3 separate regions of the Mus musculus genome follow, and all the other regions are linked to region 3. A link is a loop called in an ENCODE intact Hi-C map of the cell type or tissue named here. Cell type or tissue: left cerebral cortex. All regions are shown on one strand. Each heading gives the region's core, and the rest is flanking DNA. Links, peaks and the distances in the headings are about the cores only.

Region 1 (7,697 bases), core at 3,178-5,677, 640 kb after region 3:
GCTGCCAGAGCCGCCCACCTGCTGGTTCCTAGCACTGTTCCCTGAAGATACACCTCAAGCTGCAGACCCACTTTCCAGATTGACCACCCACTCTGAAGCCAGAAAAGGGACTTTCCCTGCAGGCCCCCTAGCCAAAACCTGGGGTATTTCCATCATTTCTACAAGGTGCCAGTCCGGGGAGGGGGTGGGGGGGCAGAACATATCAAGGGGGCTCAGGGAAGCTGCCTTGCACAGTAGGTGGTGGCTGATATCTGTAGCTGCTTCACCCGGTAGTCAAAGCAAGGTCAAGTCCAGCAGCATTCAGCCAAATGAACTCTAAATTAGGAGATGGCACCTGCTCTTCCTCCCATGGAAGGCTCCAGAGCTCCAATTAAACTCCTATGCTGGGGTGGGGTCGGGGGATGGGTGCCACCCATGTGGGCTGGGTCATGAAGATAACACAGGCCATGATTTGTGCAAATGGTGTTTCTAGACTGTGGCTGGTACTTTGGGAAGCCTCGGTGAGCATGAAATGAGTCAAGTCAGCTAAGGTTGTAACACTCATGAACACATACATGCACCTTGCTTGTTTTAACTTTAAATGGAAGCTAAGGCTCACGGGAGAGGTACCCATGGGCCCGTCTCTGTCTATGCAGTGAAGTGCAAGGAGGTTCCTACAAACCCTAAAAAGAGCCCCAAAACAAGGGGGAAACCAGAAATGCCTGCTCCTTCCCTGGGAGCAGGCATGCCCCTATTCTCTACTTCCTTCTAGTTGGAATTAGACAAGTCTTCCCACCTTCCAAATGGATGCCTCCATCCTTCCTTAAATAAATAAAAACCCCTCCCCCATTTGCCTCCCAGGCTTGAAACAGAAGGGACAAGACCCAGAATCCAGGTCCCCTCTCCTAGCTTATTGGGGGCTATACCGGTGGCCTAGCAGGTTTCCAAAGCAGCCAGAGATTAAAGTAGTATCCGACCTACAGCAGCCCCTGGAACTCCAACTCAGCCTGGCTGGGCACTGCTGGATGGGTGAGGTCTGCAGCCACAGATCAGCTACAGGCTGCTGGGGAAGCAAGCAATTTGGAATTACCCCTCCAGCAGCTGCAAAGAGCTCCGAAGGGGTGGGGGGGGAGCAAAGGGGGAAAAATCAGAGATAACTTTCTCCGAGGTTATCTAACCCAACAAATCTCAAAGGTCATTGAACTGCTGTGGGTGAAGAGAAGTAAGTTGGGTCTTTGAAGTGAAAACTATGCAGGAGGAAGGGGTGTCCTGCAGAAGCCCTGGGGCTCTACAGGCCACAGCCCCTTCCTGCTCTAACTGGACAGGTGGTGCTCACACCGGGCCTCTCTCCTATACTGAGACCTTTGTAGGGCAGCAAGTCCACAAAAGGAGTCTTCAAGGGAGCGAAAGGCAAAGGCTCTGATACTGAACAGGAGGTGAGAGGGGTTCTGAGCCTGGACCTACCACTCCTGTCTTGGGCTCCAGCCTCAGGCTAAAGAAACCAGTGAACATCTGTCCTCTTTTGTGTTCCAGGTCAGAGGCCCAGCTGGATCCTGATAGTCCTGAGTAAGCTCCCGCCCAGAAAGGTCACAGATCTACTGGGATCCTCAGCAGTTTCTGTCAAATTGGACTACGGATTCCTCTTGCTCAAGTCTGTGAGGAAGACTTGCTGCCCAAACAGCCAAGAGCCAGGTTGGTTGGGACTATTGTGACCACAAGAAGGGAACCAGAACTGCTGCATTACAGTGGGTGGTGTGTGTGGAAAGTCGGGAAAAGTGACGGGGGGGGGGGTGCTTGAAAGCCCATTTTACTCCCAAGGATAGCATTGTGAGGGCAGAGTAGGTAGGGTCTGCGAAGAGGAATCTCTGTCCTAAGAGTTGAGGAGGCACATTTCCCAAGCAGACAGCATGGGTAAGGAAAGGAAACCATTTAGAGACCGGTCCGCGTGCCCAAGGCCTCTGGATCCACAGGGCAGGCCAAGCATTTGATCAAACCAGGGACCAATGTCCTCTGCTGTCCTGGTAGGGTTGGGCTGTCCTCTTAGGGCCCAGGCATTCTCGCCAAACCATTCTGAGGAGGCCAAGCCTGAACCCTCACCCTCAGGAACCCCTCATGCCAGCCCCTACACCCGCGCACCCGGTGCGCGGCCAGGGCGGAGGGGAAAGTTGGCAAGCGTTGGGCGCCCGCGGGGGGAAAGCGTTAATGGGCGGCCGGGTGGGAGCAACTCGCTCGCTCGCCCACGTCACGCCGGTGCGGGCTCGGCTGACGACCGCGGCGCCTGGGGACGCCGGCGCGCTCTGCTCTCCAGGTGCTCCGCCTGGAAATGTCTCCATTAGTTGTCGCTTGCTCCCCGCCGGAGCGCGCGCGCCCAGCGGCCGCGCAGAGCCCTAGCGGGCAGCCAGGAGTGGCCCGGCGCCACTGCAGGTAGGCAAGGTCCCCACGCCCGCCCCCTCCCGGGGTTCCGAGACCCCTCCCCCCCTTTCGAGGAGGCGGAGGAGGCAGAGGCTCCGCGCGGCCGCCGAGGGGCGCGGGCGGCGGAGGCGGCGGCGGCAGCGGCGGCGGTGACTCCCCGGTGCGTCCCGGGCTGCGCGCTGCTCCCGGAGGCCCTGGCGCCTAAGCGGCGCGGGCCGGCTCTTTCCTGGCGCAGGTAAGAAATTGTTTCTGCTGCTCAAACTTTGCGAGGATCGCTCTTGCGCCGGAGGGGACAAAGTTTGCTTCTAGCGGATAGAGGCTTTGGAGGTCGCTGCATTTGATGCAAGTTTTTGGTAAGCGGATGGGAAGGACCCGGCATCCGGGTACGGGATGCTCGGGTCCCCGCGGACCGTGTTGGCTTGCGAGGGATAGAACAGCTTGTGCTGTTGGACCCCCTGAGTGCGCTCCTTCCTTCCTTTGGCGGCGCCGAACGAACGAACGTTCCGTGGGGGTGCAGTAGGAGAGCTGAGGAAGAGAGGGCCAGAAAGGAGGGCATTGGGGGAAGCAAACGGGAATTTCAACGCGTGTCCCAGCAGCTCACCCCACTGGCTGAGGAAAGGGAGCAGTGGTTGACTGCTAAAGAATGATCTGAGGCAAGGGGAGGGTGCCCGCACCACGCAGCATCTCTGGCACCTAGGGCGTCTTTCTGAGCCTACACCAGTTGAGTGTCCAAAGTGGACCCAGGCATCCCAAGCTCCGGCCTAGCCTCAGACAAAAAGGCTCTTTCTTGGTGCCTGGCTTCTGTTTTGGCCTTGTGTTGTACTCAACTTCTCTCTGGGATAGAATAAGCTCCCACGGAGCTCTTGGTGTAGCTAAAAAGTGCTCCGAGGATCACTCTGGAGAGCCGGGACTTAGGTGGTGGCAGGAATATCAAGGCCAGATCCGCCTTCCTACAAGCTCTCACCAGTTCTGTGGCCATTATCAACCCTAGACTCCCAATTCTTGGGGCTAACTGCTCCCTGCTCCACCCCTTTGGTATCTGATCAGGCCTTCGGTCTCTGATCTCTTGAAGCCCTCTCCAAAGGTGATCAGTTGCCCACACTGCAGGAAGCCAAGTGGTCTGGCTACTGCTAAATGGTGGTTTATATTTAGGGGCCCTAAGAGTTTCTAGTCACAGCATGAAGCATCTATGCAAGATTGTTTTAGCTGAAGGTCCCTGAGATTCTGGGACTCCTGTCTGTTCTTAGAGAGCCCTGTGCCTCTACTCAAGGCTTGGTCTTTGAAGAAGGCACCCTTATATCTGCAGCAAGGATGGCCTGAAGAATATCTCATTTGGTAAGAGAGCTTCAGCCAGGTAGCAGTTTGTCAGCAAGATGTCGAGGTGGGTGCTGGCCAGTAGCAGGACTGGCCAGTAGGGACTGAGTGAAGACAGAATAGTTCAGTGGAGTCCTGACTAGCCCCTGCATGGGGTAGATGAGGTGTGGAATGTGAGTCTGCATCTTCGGGGACACAGTGGAGTCCAGTGCTCCTGGCTCCTAGGCCCAGGCCCAGGGACAGGGTAACTAGGGATAACAACAACATCTGGAGCCTGGAAGCTCTGACTGGAAGGCAGACCAGAATGCTGCTGCATTGAGGACCCAAGGAACACCCTGAGACTCCTTCCCCAGAGAGGGACTCCAGCTACCATACAGGAGTCCACTAAGGAGAAAAGTGGAAATCCTCAGGATTAACATTCCAAACCCAACCCCAGGAGTCCAGGGGAAGAAAACTGAGAATGTTCATTCTGGGTGCACTGCTTGCTGCCAGCTGAGTGCCACACACAGGCCTGGTCTTCCTTCTCCTTCCCAACCAGTCTGTGCTTACCACAGAGTCCCCAAAGCCTGGGCCTCAGGAACGAAGGGACAAAAAGGCCCCTCACTGAGGTACACCAGTCTACTGCTGGGTTCCTGCTTCCTACGTTCCTCTACCTCCATTTACAGAGCCCCTCCTCTGCCTGCGCTTCATCGTCAAAAGAAAGCAAGTTGTTTGTAAACAATAAATAATGAAAGTAGTCGTCGTCGGATGTTCAGCCAAAGCCTCAGTAAAGCCTGAAAACTGAAAGAAGCTAGAAGCGGGTTGGGGGAGGGGAAGAAGCAGGAAGAGGGAGAGGCTGAGATTCATTTCTACTCGAGAAGCCCCGGTGGCTAGTTTCTTATTATTTACAGGGAGGAGGTATTAGCAATTCAGGTGAGAAAGAAATAAACACAGCTTGCCATGAAATCAATACAGAATTCAAAAACAATTATTAATGTCATTCGACTCGTGTTCTTTATATATATCTCTCCCGGCTACCAACGCTAAACTGCCTGAATAATTTGCATGGGGCAGCTATTCATTATTTGCGATGGTTTCCTTCTTTGCAAGCAGTTCGGACGTGGCCGGCTGCGGTCCAGCGCGATCGGAGAACTCGTATTTTCATCTGTAAATTAAAGCAATTACGCAGCAGATATTATATGATGTGTACTGCGGTCTCCAGATAGTCATCCATCACTTTCAACCAAGCTGTCAGGGCCGGCAGATTTCGTTTCTGGGAGGCAGCCTTGCAGCTGGGGAGAGGGCGCGAACGTCATCATTAATTAGAGGGTGGCCCTGGGGCGATTCGCAGGTCTGAACCCAGGAATCTTTAGGAGCAAGTCTGCACAGCTCCGCGATGAGCGGCTCTGCTGCTGGCGGAGCGCGAAAGGCTGGCCTGGCAGGCCAAAAGAAGTAGGGGCGAGCCAGGCTCTGGGAAGATCGCGGCATGAAAGCCCTGAGAATTCGGGGTGCCCTGGTACACCAAACTCCGCGCACAGACCGCTCATCTCCGCTTTGACCTCGGGGCAATATCTCAGGGCCCAGATTAGCGCAAGAAGTCTTGAGAGGCTACTGGGCCTCTCTCGCAGAGCACCTTACACTCCGGGCTAGAAGCTATGTGAAGCAGACCAAAGGGTGCCAGGACTAGGCGCCCAACGCCCCTTTCCCTGCACCTAACCCTGCTGCTCCCTAGGATCAAGGAGCCTACGGGAAGAGCCCCGGGCCTAGTTTGGAAATGTGCTCTTCCCAGCGAGCAGCGGCGTCTGGCAGTCTCTGTCTTAGCCTTGGGATGCGGAAGGCCACAGAGGGCGACCAGAAGAGGGAGGGGAGAGGAAATGAAGTGAAGCCAGACGGAGCAGTGGCATGACCTGGAGTGAAGGGGGAGGGGCAGTTTCCAGGGACAGTGAGCTGCCCAGAATGGCACACTCAACCGGTAATAGACCCGGGAAGCCCCGCAGTACCTGGCTTCACCGATCCTGAAAGTGCAGGACTCCAGGGAGGGCGTGGGAGACATGCACACACATCTGAAATTACGTCGCCATCTGAATGCGGGCTCTCCTGTGGTGGCAGTTGGTTCTAAAACTCTGCTTGGTGCAGAGTAGAAACTGCTGAGAGGCATTGCTGAGATTCTTCTAAATCTAGGTGGTGAAGAAGTGTGCAGAGGCACGCTGTCCCATTCTCAGCGCGAGGGGCCCGCCGGGTTTGCAGGGCCCATGTCCTTCCTCCCTGGGCGCAATGCAGCGAGGGCAGCGGGCGGCTGCAGCCAGCGCCCGGCTAATTTAACTGTTGATTACATCTTCACTGAAGACTCACTCGTGTGTCCCTTCATAGGTCTCATTTGTAATTGAGACTAATGATTACAGTGGGGTGTGAAGGAGCAGCTGCTCGTTAATTAATTTCTAATTAAAAGTGCCTTCCGTCCTCCGTGACTAAGGAGAAACACCGTTCGTCGGGGCGATATTGACTCCTTGGATGGAGTTCATTTGTTAAAGCTCGATGGCCCTCAGCCCTGCTATCGCAGACATGGATCGTCTGTGCCCCGCCCGGCCAGCATCCCTGTGACCTGTCTGAGGCCAGGCCAAGCCACAGAGTGGGCTGACGTCAACGCTTCTGTCGCTTAAAGCCGCGCACATCTGACTTGACAGACTCAGTTTTTTGTTTTGTTTTGTTTTTGTTGTTGCTGTTGCTGTTCTGTTTTGCAAAATATGTATTTCTATCATCGCAGCGAGGCCAGTCGGTCCCAGAGCCCTGTGAAGTGTTCAGACTTGGAAACTAAGAGAATCGCTAAGAGAAAGGTCACTCACTTACTTACCTGGTTAGGAAAGTTTGAGCAGCATATGGGTGAACTAACCACCTCTTGCTCTGTCCTCCCAGAGCCTAGGATCCTACAACTCCGGAGCAGTGCCCACGCTGTGCACAGGACCCCAACGGCCCCTCAGACCTTCTTAGGCCGCACCCGCCATGTCCTACCCGCAGTTTGGATACCCCTATTCCTCTGCTCCTCAGGTAAAGGGACTCCTACAACGGTCTGACAACGGGGATGGGAGAGGGAAGAGCCACCACTAGATGTCATTTCCCACATAAGCATGTCCTTGACTGGCTGGCCCTTATACTGAACAAACATGACTTGTGTGGAAGGAGGATTAGGGGAGCTAGTAAAATCCTGTTAGTGGATCTGAATTCCCTCTTGTTTAACCCTTCAAACTGTACCCTGGGGGACCCTAGCAAACACTTGGGCCAGACATGCTTGTTGAGAAGGCACACAGGACCTTGGAATTCCCATGGAGGATTTGAAAAGCTGGCTGGACCCCCACACGTGGCCAAAGAAAGTGAGGCCTAAGCGTGGCCAAAGAAAGCGGCTGATGGGGGAAAAATTCATGTCTGTCATAGGTAGCAGGAGGCCCCTAGAGACACGTGAGGTCCTTGAGGGTCCAGCGCCCTAGTCTCTGTCCCCTTGCCCACTCTACGATTCCTCCCACCACAGTTCCTGATGACCACCAACTCCCTGAGCACGTGCTGCGAGTCGGGCGGCCGCACACTGGCTGATTCCGGGCCTGCAGCCTCGGCACAGGCGCCCGTCTACTGCCCTGTCTACGAGAGCCGGCTGCTGGCCACTGCACGCCACGAACTCAATTCTGCCGCCGCGCTCGGCGTCTACGGGAGCCCCTATGGCAGCTCGCAGGGCTATGGCAACTACGTGACCTATGGCTCTGAGGCATCTGCTTTCTACTCTCTGGTAAGGGGACAAATACCCTCCCACCATCCCAAGCCCCGCCCCGCCCCGCCCCGCCCCGTACCTTGAGTTTGCTAAGTGTACTTCCGCCCCTGGCACGAGTGCCCTGGATACCCTACAGGTTGGGGTAGGAGGGAAAAATGAACGTCAGCTTTGCCTCCTGGTCCGAATTCTGCCCAGGTTCAGATTCCGCTTGATAGATCCGTGAGACCAGGTGTCTAAAATGTTGCTTGTATTTTTA
Region 2 (7,697 bases), core at 3,178-5,677, 330 kb before region 3:
CGTACACTGTGTTTGCAGTGGCAATTTCTCTCCGAGCTGGTTCCCAGCGTGTGAAAACTGTAAAGGGCCACATTCAGTTACCTTTTGATTCATTTCTGATTCCCTGGCTGTGCCCAAAATGCTAAAAGGAAAAAAAAAAAAAAAAAAAAAAAAAAAAAAAAAAACGGCAGTTCTGCATTCACACTCCAGGTCAAAGGAAGCAAAGATGCTGGCGGAAAGGAAAGATTTCTTCCTCTGCAGGTTGCCTTGTGCAAGATGCTACAGCAAAGCGCACCTGCTACAAGGTTAGGCCAGCTTGATCAGAAAGACATAGAGACCCTATGCCACGTGTCAGCTCATTCAGGACCGTTTTGCCCTTGGAGATAAGAAGAGCACATGAGGTGTCCCCTCACTCTGCCAAGAGGGTTGAGTTTTCATACTGAGGTAGAGAGCTGGTTAAAATAATGGTGTAAGTTTGCTTTTCTGGTTGCTTTGAGTCCCTTTCTCAGCTTTGAAAAGTGTTGAATGTTCTGATCAGGTATCACAGACCGGCAAAAGAACTCTGATTCTTCGTGATGAGAACTGCTTCTCTAGTCTGTGTGTCAAACAGTCCAGGCATTAACAGCAGCTGGGTTCCAGGAGGTCAAAGTATGGTAGCCTACTTCTGTTTTTCTGTATTTATTGTCTTCTACAAAAAAATAGACAATACCTTCTCTATAAGGAGAAAATAAGACGATAACTACTATTTTTTAGAGTAGTACGCCTATGGCTGGGGCTGGTAGCAGCAGCAGGAAGCACTCCTGTGGTGTCCTGGGGCAGGTGAAGGAAGGTGTCCTAGGGCAGAAGGGTTGTGATAGGCGATGAGTTATCCAGGTCACTTACACGTGTATAGGAAAAAGCCTTGACCTCTACAGGTATTATGGGTGAACCAGCGGTTTTTAGATGAAAGGCAATAAAAACTACAGAAGATTGTAGAGCAGATACAGAGGGGAAACGGGAAGTCCAGAATAGCATGAGGCCTCCACTATCTCAGATTCTATTGGGGACATTTCCATCTTCCAATTTGACTCTCAGATTTTTCTTCATTAACTGAGACCCATAAACAGTGATGCTCACACGGTTCCAAATCAAATCATTTAACTAAAAAGCCAACATAAAGTAGCAAAAGTTACCTGAACAAATTCTCTTGAGTTTGAACACGTTTGTGATACACATCAAATTTATAAACTACTCACTTCTATCAAGTGAATTAACTCCTTCACATTTAATCATACTCTTTCTCTTCTCCTCGCCACCTCCTTCTCTGTGTCTACTTTTACACCAAAGAAAGAGCAGGGTCCCTAAAGTGGAGTGTTTTATGTTGTCAAGAACATGATGAAGTCTTAATAAACACAGGCCAGCCTTTGCAAACTGAAATACTTTCCGTATACCAAGTGGGTCCATATGCACACAGGTCAGAAAGTCGGATTGGAAACACAGTGGGCACCTAAGGGAAGGGAGATGTGTGCCTCTCTTCCAAAGCCAGCCCCAAGGGCTCTAATTGTTATGGCAGTGCAGGCATAAAACAGGATGGGGATCATCCTAAATCCCTCCCATCTGTGCGAGGGTGTGCAGCACACAGAGAGAGTGCACCTCAGCGGGAAGTTAGCAAGTGCCCGTGCTTGGGAACATTCGGGACCATCAAATATTGAGCTATTTCTCACTCTGCAGATACACAGGGCACCTCACCTCCATGTACAACTTTAGCCAGGCCACAAGAGCTCAGGATTCCAGGGAACACAGACTTCCATTGACTTCCAGGAGAAGCGAAGAGGCTTCTCATTTGTGTGTGGAAGTCTCCTTTCCTTCCGATCAGCACTGGCACAGAACTCTTAAAAAGTCAGTAGCCTGAATAGCCAGGATGTGCCTGCTTAAGTTGGACACTGTCAGTGGCTTTCCTCGGCCTTGCCACCTATATCCCTTTTTAACCCAGCCAAAAGTTTCCTAATCCCTTGTATTTCTAGGTGTTCTTAGAGGAAAGTCAGCTCTTTATCCAAGCTTTATGCAGCTTTAAGATGCAATGCATAATGCATGTTGAAATGCATGAGTTGCAACTTTACAAAAAAGAATTACCCCTAAGATTTCCAGCATGCTTAAATACTGTTACTTAATCACAAGAGACTGTCTATATTGTTCTGTAATCTCACTTAAATCATATAATGAATGCAATAATGAAAATTAAAATCCCCGTATGCACGGCTGAACATCTCCTAATCTACATGTGATCGAAAGTAGCATTTCCTAGGGGTCTGCTCTCTCCCATGAAGAGACTTATTGGAGCACTCAAGACTGAAAGTCTAGTAGGACTAAATATCATGTTAGGCACTACTCTTATTAGAACAGGATTGATCAGCCCCTCCCTCCATTCTGGAGACTGCAGGATTATTAATAATTCTTATCATGGTATCCATCTTGCTAACTGCACGAGAAATATTTCCCTTCCGACATCAGACATTCTCGGAATCTAGATATGAAAATGAGAAGAGCTTCAAATTTTTTCTGGCAAAGAAAAACACATTCAGAAGAAACGGAGCAGAGTATAAATGTCCACGTGCGCGGTGGGCAGCTGTCTTTCCTTCCTAGCAGGACTCTCGGTTGCACTGTTTTGGCCGTAGTCATCTTGGAAAACCAATTTGCAAGCACCAAAAGAAAGTAAAACTTGGAAGGGATCTAAGGCCTGACTGAGCCTGTCAGCCAAGCTCTAGGCTCAGCCCATGGTTTGGCCTGGTGTTAGTCCACTGGTTTACTCAGCCTTAATTGAGCAGCTGATATGCCTTGTGCTCCAACACTTTGCAGGTGGTAGTAGGAGATGCTGATATCTCAGAGAAGCAATCCGCATTCAGGAAGCATGAGACACACTGGCCATGCTCACGCCGGAAAATGAGCCTAATTTAGTGACTGTGATGATATTGGAATTGTGTGGGTCTTCATCCTTCTTCATAGACAAGGAAAAGCGTGAAGTCGGTAATGAATATAAAAGGTATGACAAGGTCAAGAATCGCCTCAAGCTATACAAATATTAAAATCAAATTCTCAGTTTTTATTGTCTTTCTGTTTCTTAGACACACCTAGCAAACCCTTCAAAATAGTGTCTCTCTTTCTTCCATCTTCAAAGACGGAGAAATTTTTTTTCCTCTGATCAGGTCTGCCACCGTGGCACCTAAAAGGATGTCACAGCCATTTCTCTCACTCTGAGATCACTATAGACATTTTCATAACTTTGCCGCATTCCTTGGCACGTGTGTGGTGGAGCCACCCTGCACGCTCTCCAACGGTAGTGAGCCAGCTGCAGGATGAATGCCGGAGTAAGCCTGCCAAGATGCTGGCAAAAGGACCTGGTGGCCCTGGACACTTCATCCCACCTCTTTCCCCGCCTCTGCTCACAGTGCTTATTGATGCTCTCTCTGGAAGTTGTTTCTGAGAGGAAACCCTTTATATGGACCAGGGACAATGCTGATGTCAGTTCTAACCACACACCAGGCAGCGGCATCCAGTGAGGCTGGGCTTTCCGTGTTTTCTTTCGTTTTGTTCTGTGCTGATTTTTCATTTTAGAGGTGGGGCACCCTAGTGTAAAACTTGTGGGGGTGGGGAGTGAGTAGTGTGTCTTAGAAAGCCCACCTGCCCCTGCACCACCTCTATCTCCCTGCCCAGTACAGAGACAGACACGGCACTGCCAGGACCAATGCCAGCAGCCCGGGAAGAGGAGAAGAAAATAAAAGTTTGACAGGAATTTATAAATACAGCCTCAGTTAAGCGCATCATCATTCATAATACCATTAAATCTATTTCAATAAACAAAAACATGCTTTACTTTTCCAGGAACTCTTTGTGAAAGGAAAACATTACTCGGAAAAAAAATAAAGTGTTATTGCGAACACAGTTAAAATCTGGAGTGAGGTTTTGAATAAACAAATTAAATTGCAATGGGATATAGTGTGCCTCGGAGCCATTTCTTGACAAAACAGTCATCTTATTTACACGCTTCACAATACCCCACCATGGATGTCGAAGGAAAAAAAATAAGGAGAAAAATAATTAGCATATTAATCTTTTTTATGCTGCCATCTTTCAGATCCAGAGGACCATGGTGTAATTTAAATCTAAACGCTTTCCTGGCATTAGAATTCATTTTAGATGGGTCAATTGTTCCATAATAAAGGGGTAGGAGGTGTACTTCATGCAAGAGATTTATGTTTGCCATTTGTTCATATTCATGTGCTACTGAATACCCTCAATTCAAATGGTGATGGCTGTTCATATCAGCCGGGCGGCAGCCACACAGATCACTAACCGGGAGCAATGAATTTCATTTGCAGGACAAAAAATACAGCGAAATTAACTCCAACAGTTTATTGATTTTTGCTTAACAGAAGCCAGTCTAACAGCTCTATTGCCCCCATAATGATTACTGACAAAAGTTTAATTAAGCAATTATGAAGCCAATAATAGAGTTGTCTGGCCCGCTCGGCTCCAGCCCGTTCAGGACTTATCTCCCTCCTGCACATCACAGCAGCCGGAATGTGCTTGAGGAGATTAATGCCGGAGAACACAGATGCCTACTTCTATTCTGCTTCATGATGCCGTTTGAATGGAGACGGGAACACAAGCTCCCCTTTATCAAATTACAAGTCCGCTTTTCATGAATATGTAGTTTAAAAAAAAAAAAACCTAGTGGTGGCTTCAAGGTGTAATTATAAAGACATACAACAAAAATGACACACAATTCTGCCTTAGTAATCCCTGCCATGAAATATGCATGATAATGTATTACTGAATAAAGACTTAACAACGTTCTAAGAGGCTTTGCCGTCGTACGTTATACAAACAATTGACAGCCTTCTCCCAATGTTGTGGGAGATATTGTCTGACCTCCCGGCGTTGTTCCACTTCCTCTTAAATGTATTGTTTCCAGCTGATTGTGTTGTTATTTGTCCGTAATGCTATTAGACCGGTCTTATCTGTTTGTAAGAATTCCCGATTTATTATGTATGCTTAAATATGGAAATGCAAAAATGTGAGCTCCTTTCCGGCATTAATCATTTCATAAAATATGCACCAGGTCCAGGAACCTGCAAGCCCAGAGTGGAGGAAGCTCCTGGGCTTAGAGCAGCATCCTTGCAGCTCCACAGAGATCTCCTCCAGGGAGCCACGCTTTGCTTCGGGTGTGTTCAAAAATGCCTTCACTCAAGAGAGAGGTCCGCTTTCCTGGCCTCTGTAGCGATGATTTGCTGACCTCTTTCTTTGTCTTTCCTTAAAAGAACCCATACTGATCCTCCAAAACAAACAAGCAAGTCACTCTTCCCTCATTCTCGGGGGAAAAAAAATCAAAATACGTAGAGGGGTAGAAGGGTGAATGCATGGGACCCGAGGAGTCACCTCCAAACTTTGCTGTTCACAGCCCGTCTTGCTATATTTATATACATGGAGAAAGAAATTCACCAAGTGGGTTTTTGTCACTAATAAAATGTGCCTTATCCAAATGATGGTGATTTATTTTATCAAAAGCACGCTAAAAGACATTTGTCTTCTTGGAGCTGCTGGGAACAGCTGCCTGAGTGGAAGAAGCGGCAGCTGGGGAGCCAGCAGAGAGTTCTGAGGCATGGCCTTGCCTCCCAGCACTGACCCCTTACTCAGCAGGCAGCCTTGTGGGCGGACAGCCTGTGTCCCTGTGCTGATGGTCAGGCCAGGCCAGGCAGCAAGGCAGACAGCCACATTCTTCCAGTCCCTGCCTGCTGGCCCCACCCATGCCAGGAGTATGCCATTAGCTGTATATATTCATCCACAGTCTGCATCAGGAGGGGGCTGAGCCTGCATGCTTGGACTATTAGAATAAATAAATATATCCTCCAGGCTTTCTATTAATAGGCCAGAACATGTCTGTCTGTCTGTCTGCCTGTATTCCTTCCTTCTTTCTTCCTTTCTTCCTTTCTTCCCTTCTTTCTTCCTTCCTTCCTTTCTCTCTCTCTCTCTCTCTCTCTCTCTCTCCCTCCTTCTCTCCCTCGATTCCTTCCTTCCTTCCCTTCTTTCTTCCTTCCTTCCTTTCTCTCTCTCTCTCTCTCTCTCTCTCTCTCTCTCTCTCTCTCTCTCTCTCTCCCTCCCTCCCTCCCTCCCTCCCTCCCTCCCTCCCTCCCTTCCTTCCTTCCAAGTGATGACTGTAGATGGCAGGGAACACTCTGTGGATGTGTATCAACCCATGGGGTACTGATCAGAGGGGAACCTTGAGATATACCCACCCTCCTCAGGAATTTGTCAGGCCAGATGAGGGGTCTGGGGTACTGCTGGTCCACCTGTGCCATAGACTGAATCTAAGAACACTTACATCTCACAGAAATGAAAAGAATTTTGCCTCTCATCCAGGACAGAGGCGGCTTCTTACAGGGCTTCCATCTTTACAGCCTTTGCAACACTTGAGGAGTGTTGGACTATTAGAAGTGGTTTAGAGGTGAACCTGTGCTCACCACACCTCTACCCCATTAGGCAAGAAGGCTGAAAGATTTAATAGGCAAAAGGAGACATTACTAGTCTTTTGGTATTCATTAGGAAATGCTCAACCTGTGAGAACAGAGGGACATCTTAGAATGTTGGAAAGGAACATTGTTCTTCTGTGTGGCTAATTGCTGGAATTTTCAACATTGGCTCCACGATGCCTTTCAAAGCCCAGCAAAGAGAGTTCTTAAAGGGAAAGAGAATGAAAGGGTCCCCGAGCCAGTGACATGGTGTGTGTGTGGGGGGGGGGGCTTCCCCCTTAGGAAAAACAGTACTGGTCCAGGACATGGGGCAAAGATTAAATTAGAATAATCTTTGAAGGATAGCTACCTCAAAGCAATTGTGTTTCTCTCTCTCTCTCTCTCTCTCTCTCTCTCTCTCTCTCTCTCTCTCTCTTTCACACACACACACACAAACACACATACTCTCACACACACACACACACACACACACACACACACACACACACACATCCATGTTTTTCTTTACAAAGGACCGAATACAGAGCCTTATGCAGAGCTCTATCAATAAGAATTAAGTGACCAACCTCATCAACAATTGGAATCTCAAGAGCAGGTACTCACTGGGCACCGGAGCGTGCCACATTCTCCGGGAACGGACTTCTGTGCATCGGCTCCACTGGCAGTTGAACTTTGAAAGATAAACAACACTAGATTTAAAAAAGAAAGAAAAAATGTGATCTACCAGGAAGTGAGTTTCCCTGTCCTGCAGCTATGTGGGACTCAGTCTCTGTCCTGAGTGGAGTTCTGTGAGGCAGGTCAGCCTAACTTTAAATACAATTCGAACAGAACCACTACAGTCTTCCTCACCGAACCCATTTTTAACCATTTCCTAATCAGCAAAGCCATCCAGGGGCAAGTCAGAAGTCGCTGAGCTACACAATGTCAGCTTAATGATTCTTTAAGAGGACCTGGAATGTTTTACTTGTCCTAGTAACATGAAAAGATGGAAATGAAGGACTTCACGTGAACACGGGGAGCAACACAGAAGCATTAGTGGAATTCATAAGGGTGGCGTTTTATTAACAAATGACACACTTCTAGGCACCATGACGAAGGGACCTCAGCGCAAGATTCAGGGTGCACACACAGGATGTCACAGCTTCTGAAGCCTGATCAAAAACCCAGTGGAATCTGCTTTAAAACGCAGCCGCCTGTCACGTGAGAGAAGCG
Region 3 (7,697 bases), core at 2,693-5,192:
CCCGCAATTAAATAAAGTACTTTTAATGCTGTCATAAGAAGCAGTGAAAGCAGAGGCTGAGAATCTCCTTTTCACACTTTATTTTAAAATACATTTTAAAAAATTAAGTTAGGAGAGCTAAGAAACAGTCTTTCCCAAGGAACACCACATCAGTTGGTTAACCAGTGCCAAATGGTCAGCGCTGAAAACATACATACAAGTAACATTGTACAGACTGATCAGGTTGTATTTATGTACTTAGGAGAGAGAGGGGAGAGAGAGAGAGAGAGAGAGAGAGAGAGAGAGAGAGAGAGAGAGAGGGAGAGGGAGAGGGAGAGGGAGAGGGAGAGGGAGAGGGAGAGAGAGAGAGAGAGAGAGAGAGAGAGAGAGAGAGAGGAAAAAAGAAAAATGATGTAATTATTTTATAAACTTAAATAAATATTTTAAAAAAAAGAGAGAAAGAAAAATGTTGGCATAGGGTCTGGAGAGATGGACCAGCAGTTAAGAACACTTGCTGTTCTTTCAAAGGACACAGGTTCCATCTTCAGCACCTACATAATGACTCATGACCATCTGTGACTTCAGATCTAGGGAATCTATGTCCTTCTCTTGACCTCCTCTGACACTGTACATGTGACACATATACATACCTGAAAGGAAAAAAACACACATATAAATAATGAAATTAGGTAAGTATTTAAATAAGGTATTTATAACCTGCTTCCGTTATATACTTTTTACTAAAAATATCAAAGTTCAATTTGCTTTTGTTTAACTTTCTTTTTTATCAAAGTGTCAATATTCATTCATTCAGCTGCTGTGATATCTGGCCTTTCAGGGACATCTGCAGGTAATCTGAGACAGAAAATGAAACCATATGTACACTTCACGCAAGGAATACAAAGTCTGGGGATGACTGCTAACTCACAAATGTATTTTTAAAATGAAATGCTAATATAGGTATGGTGATCCACATCTTTAATCCCAGCAGAGGCAGGTGGATCTTTATGAGTTCAAAGCCAGCCTGATCTACACAGTGAAATCCAAGACAGCCAGGCATACATAGAGAAACTGTGTTTCAAAAACAAACAAAAAGCTACTTGAAATAGTCTTATCTATTGGATCCTTCATTGGTTGCTTGTGGCAATGACAAAAATCACCTAACAAAACCCATTTAAGGAAAGAAGGATTTATTTGGACTTACAGTACAAGGGGAAACAGTTACATCATGGAGGGGGAAGGGCTTGGCAGCAAGAGGTGCAACAGGTCACATTGTATCCATACTCAGGAAAGTAAGACTGAAGAGGAAGTGGAACCAGGCTACAAAATGCCAAGACCCAGCCCAAGTAACCCACTTCCATAGGCTTCACCTCTGTTACTGTTTCCACAGCCACCCAATGTTGTCCACAGCAACACATCTGGGACCAAGGATTTAAACAATGAGCCTATGGTGATAGGCAAAGAACGAGAGGCCTTAAAATGTAGCTTTCCAGGCTGATCTTACTTTATCTTCAGAAGCCCAAGCTGCTATGGGAGAGTCTGATTGGACTTAGACTGGTTACACATTCAAATGCAGGTGGGGCTGGAAGTCAGCACCTAAAAGAAACATCTACATCGTGGTTGTTGCTGTCTTCCATGCCCTATATCAACCCTAATGCCTTCCAGAAATGACCAGCCAAGAGCCAGACATTTATCTTTCATGTGTGCATTCGTTGCATTAGTGCTTCTCTAGTGTCTAGGCAGGCTAGGCAGGCTGGCATGGAGGCAGTGGCAGAAAGTGAGGAGCGCAGGAAGCCCTGTTGATGGTAACATTGCCCCTGGAGACTCCTGAGACATGGAAGGCTTTACAGAAGGCAGCAGCCAGTAGAAGAAGCCCTGCTGTGGACAGACAGTTGTGGCAGTAACCCAAGGCTTCAGGCTTTCTCCGGTTTGAACCACAGAACAAAGCAAAGCCTTGGAAACATATTGCTCTCCTCTCTGCCTCTGCGGCAGGTTATATGGAAAGAACATAGTAAATGGTCTCTCAAAGTGCAAGGGCTTTATGGGGACTTAGGTTTGCAAATACCCCATTCCTCTGGCTGCAGTCAGGACAAGTGGACAGAGCCTACAGCCATTGTTTCTAGAAAAGCTCTCTGTGTTCCAGTCTTGGAGAGAGAGGTAGCCTGGGAATGTCTGCAGTAGGAGGATAACCCTCTCTCTTTCCCTGTCTGGCTTCTTGCTTTCATCCACAGGCCCTTCCTCCAGTTTCCTAGATCCTGATGTCCCCTCTCTAATTGTTATTTGAATTATCTAATGTACATTCACTGTTCCCCCGGGATGCTGGCGCTAGTATCCCATACAGAGCAGAAGCAAGGCACTTCCCACAGGAATGTGCAGGTGTCCTGCCTGCATTTAGACCTCTCCTTGCAGAATCTATGGTCTGCAGAATTCCTGTATATACAGTTCTGATCAGAGCAGGGCCACATCTCACACTTCATGGAAGGAAAAACATCCTGCTCAGCTTCCTCCCATGCCTCAAACAACCCCATCCAACACAGAGATGTCATTTGTTTTGAAGGTTAAACTGCAAAATCAATACATCTGTATTTATTATAAAGAGAATACAGAATTAAAATGTTAAAGAGAGAGGTTTTTTTTTTTGTTGTTGTTTTTAAGTCAAGCATCCCCCTCCCCCAAGAAGCACATTATACTTCCACACCTAGGGTGCTCCTTTGTAAGGCTAGTGCCTAATTGTAAACATTTTAGAAACATAAAATAGCTCATACAAAGGAAAAGTGAAGAGCAATATATTCTCATGCAGCAGCCCCTTCCCGGCTAAGGGTTGTTAGGGTCCCTCAATGTTTACCTACCTACTCTACCAGTATCTTTCGGGACACACCCCTTCTGACAGAGATGAGCCCTGCACAGGTATCTCATGCCTGAAGTAGGATACAGACAGTCCTCCAAGGTCCCCTTGCTCTGTTTGGAAGCACAAAAGACTGGCACTTATTTTTAAATTCCATCTTCATCACTGTCCCTCTCTGTCTTCTTCCCCCATTCTCCAGTCTCCTGCTGACCTGAGTGGCTTCTCCAGGGGCAACATTTTGTGCTACCCCCTGGGAGGTCTCAGGTCTGCTACTCTGTGCCACAATCTCCCCCAGCGCCCGTGTGGCATTTCCTATGTCGTGTGCAGTGATGTGGGCGGACAGCAGCTCTTACCTCCCGCTTTTTCAGGTGTCACTAGATGCTCCTCCCAATTCTTCGAAGCAATTTGAGCTGTCACAGTCCAGATGGTTGAGATACCTTCTGCCCTGGGTCTTGCGTGGAGTTCTGAGGTAGAGGTATGAAGTGCAGCTCTTTGTCTGGAGGCCTTCCCTGGCACAGTGGATCCAGTCATTTTCAAGTTCTTCTAGGTGTGGAGGTGAGCACATTTTCTCCCAGGGATACTCCAGAATTCATGACTCTGCATCCTTGCCCACCCTGTACCAGCACCAACATTCTTCTCCCAGTGCGGTTTGTTTTTAATTCAGATTTATCCATTTTAAAAGAATCTACATTCCCTGCCGTGTTTTCTCTTTCCCTCCCTTCCCACATTCCTCCTTTTTCTTAAAAATTATAATATTCCTTGCCGGGTATGTAAGAGCACTCTGAGAGAGCCTGAGAAAACGGTGTGTTCATGGTTACCTGCCGCCTAGACTATGTCCTGGAGAGTTGTTTGGACATACCAGTGAGAAATGGCAGGTGGAAATTAAGCCTGCCCCAGCAGACCTGCTTTCTTGGGAAAGACTTAGAGAATTGCAGTTTTCTTGCCTGGCTTTCCTTCCAGCAAAGACTCCTCCCAGGCTCAGGCAGGTAGGTTTTCATTTGCTCATGGGACCAAGCTTGAAAGGCAGGCTCAGATGGCTGCAAACCTGACCACAGAGCCTAGAACCGCTAAGGAGAGTTCAGGAAATGCGTCTTCCAAGACCAAGAGTAAGCAAGCCGGGACTCAGCTCCTATATGTCGGGAGCTGTGTCTGCAGTGCGGGGGCCCAGGGGAGCCGGCTGTGAAATTGCTTAGCGGCTCTCAGCCAGGCCTGAAATGGGTTCCCTTTTAACTCCCTCACTGGTTCTGGGACCGCAAACTAGCACAGTCCCCTAGTCCAGTCTTTGCCTGGCTCTCAGGCTGCGCGCGCTGCGCTCCCTCCTGGCGGCGCCTCAGACTCCCGGATCTGGCCAGCTAGGCCACCTCCTGGAGGGGCGCAAAACCCTGGACCGGGTCTCTCGTGGACGCCTTTCCCAGGACACGGATGGACCGCGGGGGGCAGGATCGCAGTTGGGAGACAGACAAGAGGAGAGAAAAGGAGCGACAGAAGCATGACACCAGCAGACAAGGGTGAGAACAGCGACCGAATGGCCAGATGTGGAGGGAGAATTGTCCGGACTCGCGCGGGAGAGAAACTTCAGGAAGCCTGTCTAAAGCGGGGCTTCTACCGGAGAATGCGAACTCATGCTTCCCACTAAAGAAAACCATGAGAAGAGAAACTGATCAGGATCTGAAGCGAAGGAGCGAGGATAAAGGAGAAAGCACTGGTTAGAGGATAGTTAAAAGAGAAAGCACTGGTTAGTGGAATTCTCGATCTTCGAGAGGGAAACAAGAAAAAAAAAGTGCGTTGTCGCCCCCCCCCTTCCCCACCCCCAAGTTCAGGACGGAAAGCAATTCTGGGCTCCACAGGGGCAGCCACCTCCTGTACCGGCCAAGAAGGCCAGGCCTCTCAGGCAGGTTTGAGAACCCAGTTGGGGCCCAGACTTCTCTTTCAAGGAAGCGGGCATCAAAGAGCCCCTCACCTTCGGGGGACTGTCCTGTGTGCGCGCTTTCCAGGAAAGCGCGTCGCCTTTAGAAACTAGAAATACGGATGCAGCCCCAATATATTGTAAGCCCGAGGGAGACTTCCTTTGCATGTAGAATTAAAATTGGTGCACTGAAAATCTTTAAAACCAAACAAAAACGAAACTGAAAGAATAAAGAAGCAAAGGTTGACTTCATCTCGCCCTTCTGTCTTGATGACCAAGAACATGCACATGCCAGAAAGTCCTGGCTGCTAATAGAATAGGATATGACTTGATACATCGAAACTTACTTACATTTTAAATTTTCCTTCATTAAAGTAAACCCACTTTAAAAGTGAATGTTTCGTTTTATTTAAGATAAAAAAAAAATCTGCACGCACCTAAATGGCAGCTTATTTTTGGGCCCCAAACTTAAACCACGGAAGACATAGTTGAAATAGAAAATAGTCATGAGAGCTCTAGTTTTGTTGAAATGCCCTTGTATTATTGCTTTCCTTCTTTCCCGAATAAAACAGGCATGGAAAGAGATAGATCTGGTCGCTGGCGGGGCGTCAGCCACGCGTCGGTGGCACGGTGGCAGCACCAGGTTTCCGCAGCTGGGCCTCAGCCGGCAGGCGCGGGCCACAGCGCCCCCTCGCCGCCTGCCGCGCGACTTTAGATCTAGTCGCCTCCTGAAAACCATGGAACAGGACAGTATCAGGCCAGCGCCTGGGCCTTCAAAACCAGTTTAGTACCCAGAAAGATCTTCCATTCCTAGCCTTAATATTTGGCCCACAAGTGGCCTCCACGGAAAACGGGGGCAACTTGAAAGAGTCGCTAGCCAGGGCCAACTCTAAATATTTCCACTTCTGTTTGTGTGAGGACCATAGTAACATGGTTTGTTTTTAACTCCACTACATACGTGAGGGAGGGTACACAGCATGTACCCACAGCCTGGACAACCACCACAAGAGACCGCTTTCTAAGCAGTCAACCGATTTCGCTACATTTCATACATTGTTCACTCCATGTATGTAGCTGGAGAAAGAGGAGCCAAGCACCTGGATTCCCAAGAGACATCTGAACTCTCCTCCTACCCTGAAGCACAGAATCCAGGCCTCTTTTGAAGTTGGAAACCAAGAGCAGTTTGGGGTAACCCTGTCACCCCAGTAGCAGTGATGATTATCTGCCCAGGCGCTATACTTGGAAAGTAAATTTTCCTCCTTGATTTTTTGTTGTTGTTGTTGTTCTTGTTGGTGGTGGTGTGGTTTTTTTGTTGTTTTGTTTTGTTTTTAAGATTAATGCAACTTTAACCTAAGAGAAGAAAAATAGGGCTTTCCAGAGTTTGGGATCATTCGTGTAAACCAGAGTTTTAATGCGCCAATAACAATGGGAACTCACGAGCTAATGTCCCTGTATAGGCATTTTAATGTGCCACAGTCACTACCAATAAAATCGGCATGTAGTCAGATTCGACTGTTTAATTACACGAGGTAGGCTGTTTTTATTAGTAACAGACAGCAGTATGGACATTTTAAATTTTGGTGAAAGATAATTCGTGGAGGAAATACGGGAGGTCTTGGTCTTGATAGGTTGTACTGAGCAATAATAGGGTTGTACTTTCTCAATGTCTGTGGGCAGGACGAGGCCCTCCAAAGTCAAGCACATTTGTATGGTTATGTAATTAATGTCTGAATCAGCTGCATATAGGCATAAGAACCTGCTCCATTCTACTGATATATATAGAGAGAAAGATGTGTGTGTGTGTGTATACACACATGTATATGTATATACATACTTATGTATATACACGTACATATGTATATATACATATACACACATATATGTATAAACACACACTGCTTTCTCCTCCATACATACCTGGCACAAGTCACAAGGAAAAGGTAGGGTAAACTCCACTGAAATTGAAACCAGGACAGGAAACTAATCTTTAGAAAAGATTAAGATCTGGACAATCATTCTCCTGGTAAAAATTAGATACTTCATATAAAAGACTGAAACCAACCTAATTGGAAGCTAAGAGCCTTAGTCTGACTTGTGGTTGTTTCCAGTACAGGACATCTCACCTAGGGCCCCTTCCCAAAAGAATCTCTTCCTGCGAAAACAAAAATGTCTGAATAAACTGATCTGGCTCCACCCAGATGCCCTGTTCTGGGGTGCTAGCGTGGTGACCTCTTCCTTCCCTTCCCTTCCCTTCCCTTCCCTTCCCTTCCCTTCCCTTCCCTTCCCTTCCCTTCCCTTCCCTTCCCTTCCCTCCCCCTCCCTTGAATGAGTATGCCCCACCCAGGGTCTTTTCTGTAGATGCTAGACAGTAAATAACTCAGGGTATAAAGGGGAGTGGGCTCTGCACAGGCACCGAGACTGCTGAAAGGGGTTCAGAAGTTCTGGGGGGTGGCGGGGGGGGGGGCAATAAGGGGAGGGTGTATGGTGGTGGCAGTGTTTGAGTAGAGTGCCTGGAAAGTTCCTACCAAAAGTGATAAATTTGCTTGCCTGCCTGCCCGGGAAAAATTGTCTCCAGTCCATCACTACAATTGATCCCTGGTTCCCTGGGACCTGGACAAGACAAAAAGCAGCCTGGCTGACTACAGCATTCATTCGGTGTCACGGATCTGGCTGCTGCAGGAGCTGGAGCGCCACGATCCAGGCCTAAGCAGAAGCCAGGCGCTCACAGGCAGGAGAACTCTGCCGCCCTCTACTAGCTTCAGAGCCCACCGAGAATAAAATGGAAGCTCAGGCCCGCGCGCCAGGTTTCAGAGTCCTCGTGCTCTACCTAGCAAGCTTCAAGGAGACACCTGTTGGGCGGGCGCCCCCTCCCGGGCCAGCTCACACCTGACCCCTACGAATCCCAAGCGCCCCCCATTGACGCTCCTTTACATCCAGCGTACTAGTGCCCATCCTGGCCATCGACTC

Evidence for each region. Hi-C counts contacts between places; a loop is a spot of excess contacts. Peaks named below come from ENCODE experiments on the same cell type or tissue, not always from the same donor. Only the 100,000 strongest peaks of a DNase experiment are listed, where the experiment ranks them.
Region 1: a loop joins it to region 3, with 7 times the contacts of the local background. A loop is called at or near these places in 10 of 42 quality-filtered maps.
Region 2: it touches region 3 in a loop (5-fold over the local background); 6 of 42 quality-filtered maps call a loop at or near these places.

What each region holds. Positions count from the first base shown.
Region 1 is chr13:73,258,251-73,265,947 of GRCm38, forward strand. It overlaps Irx4 (Iroquois homeobox 4), which reads left to right and starts at 2,247. Exons shown (of 6, transcript NM_018885.2): 1 at 2,247-2,626; 2 at 6,598-6,729; 3 at 7,208-7,459. The coding sequence starts at 6,685. In left cerebral cortex, for the core only: no CTCF peak of the experiment used is centred there; no DNase peak of the experiment used is centred there.
Region 2 is chr13:72,294,193-72,301,889 of GRCm38, forward strand. No RefSeq gene overlaps it. Among named protein-coding and RNA genes, the nearest start is that of Gm41000, 240 kb to the right of the region's middle. In left cerebral cortex, for the core only: no CTCF peak of the experiment used is centred there; a DNase peak (open chromatin) is centred at 4,462.
Region 3 is chr13:72,619,981-72,627,677 of GRCm38, forward strand. It overlaps Gm20554 (predicted gene, 20554), which reads right to left. Exons shown (of 1, transcript NR_030701.1): 1 at 3,486-7,697. It also overlaps a transcript of Irx2 not described here. Among named protein-coding and RNA genes, the nearest start is that of Gm20554, 4.7 kb to the right of the region's middle. In left cerebral cortex, for the core only: a CTCF peak has its summit at 4,162; DNase peaks (open chromatin) are centred at 4,007 and 5,099.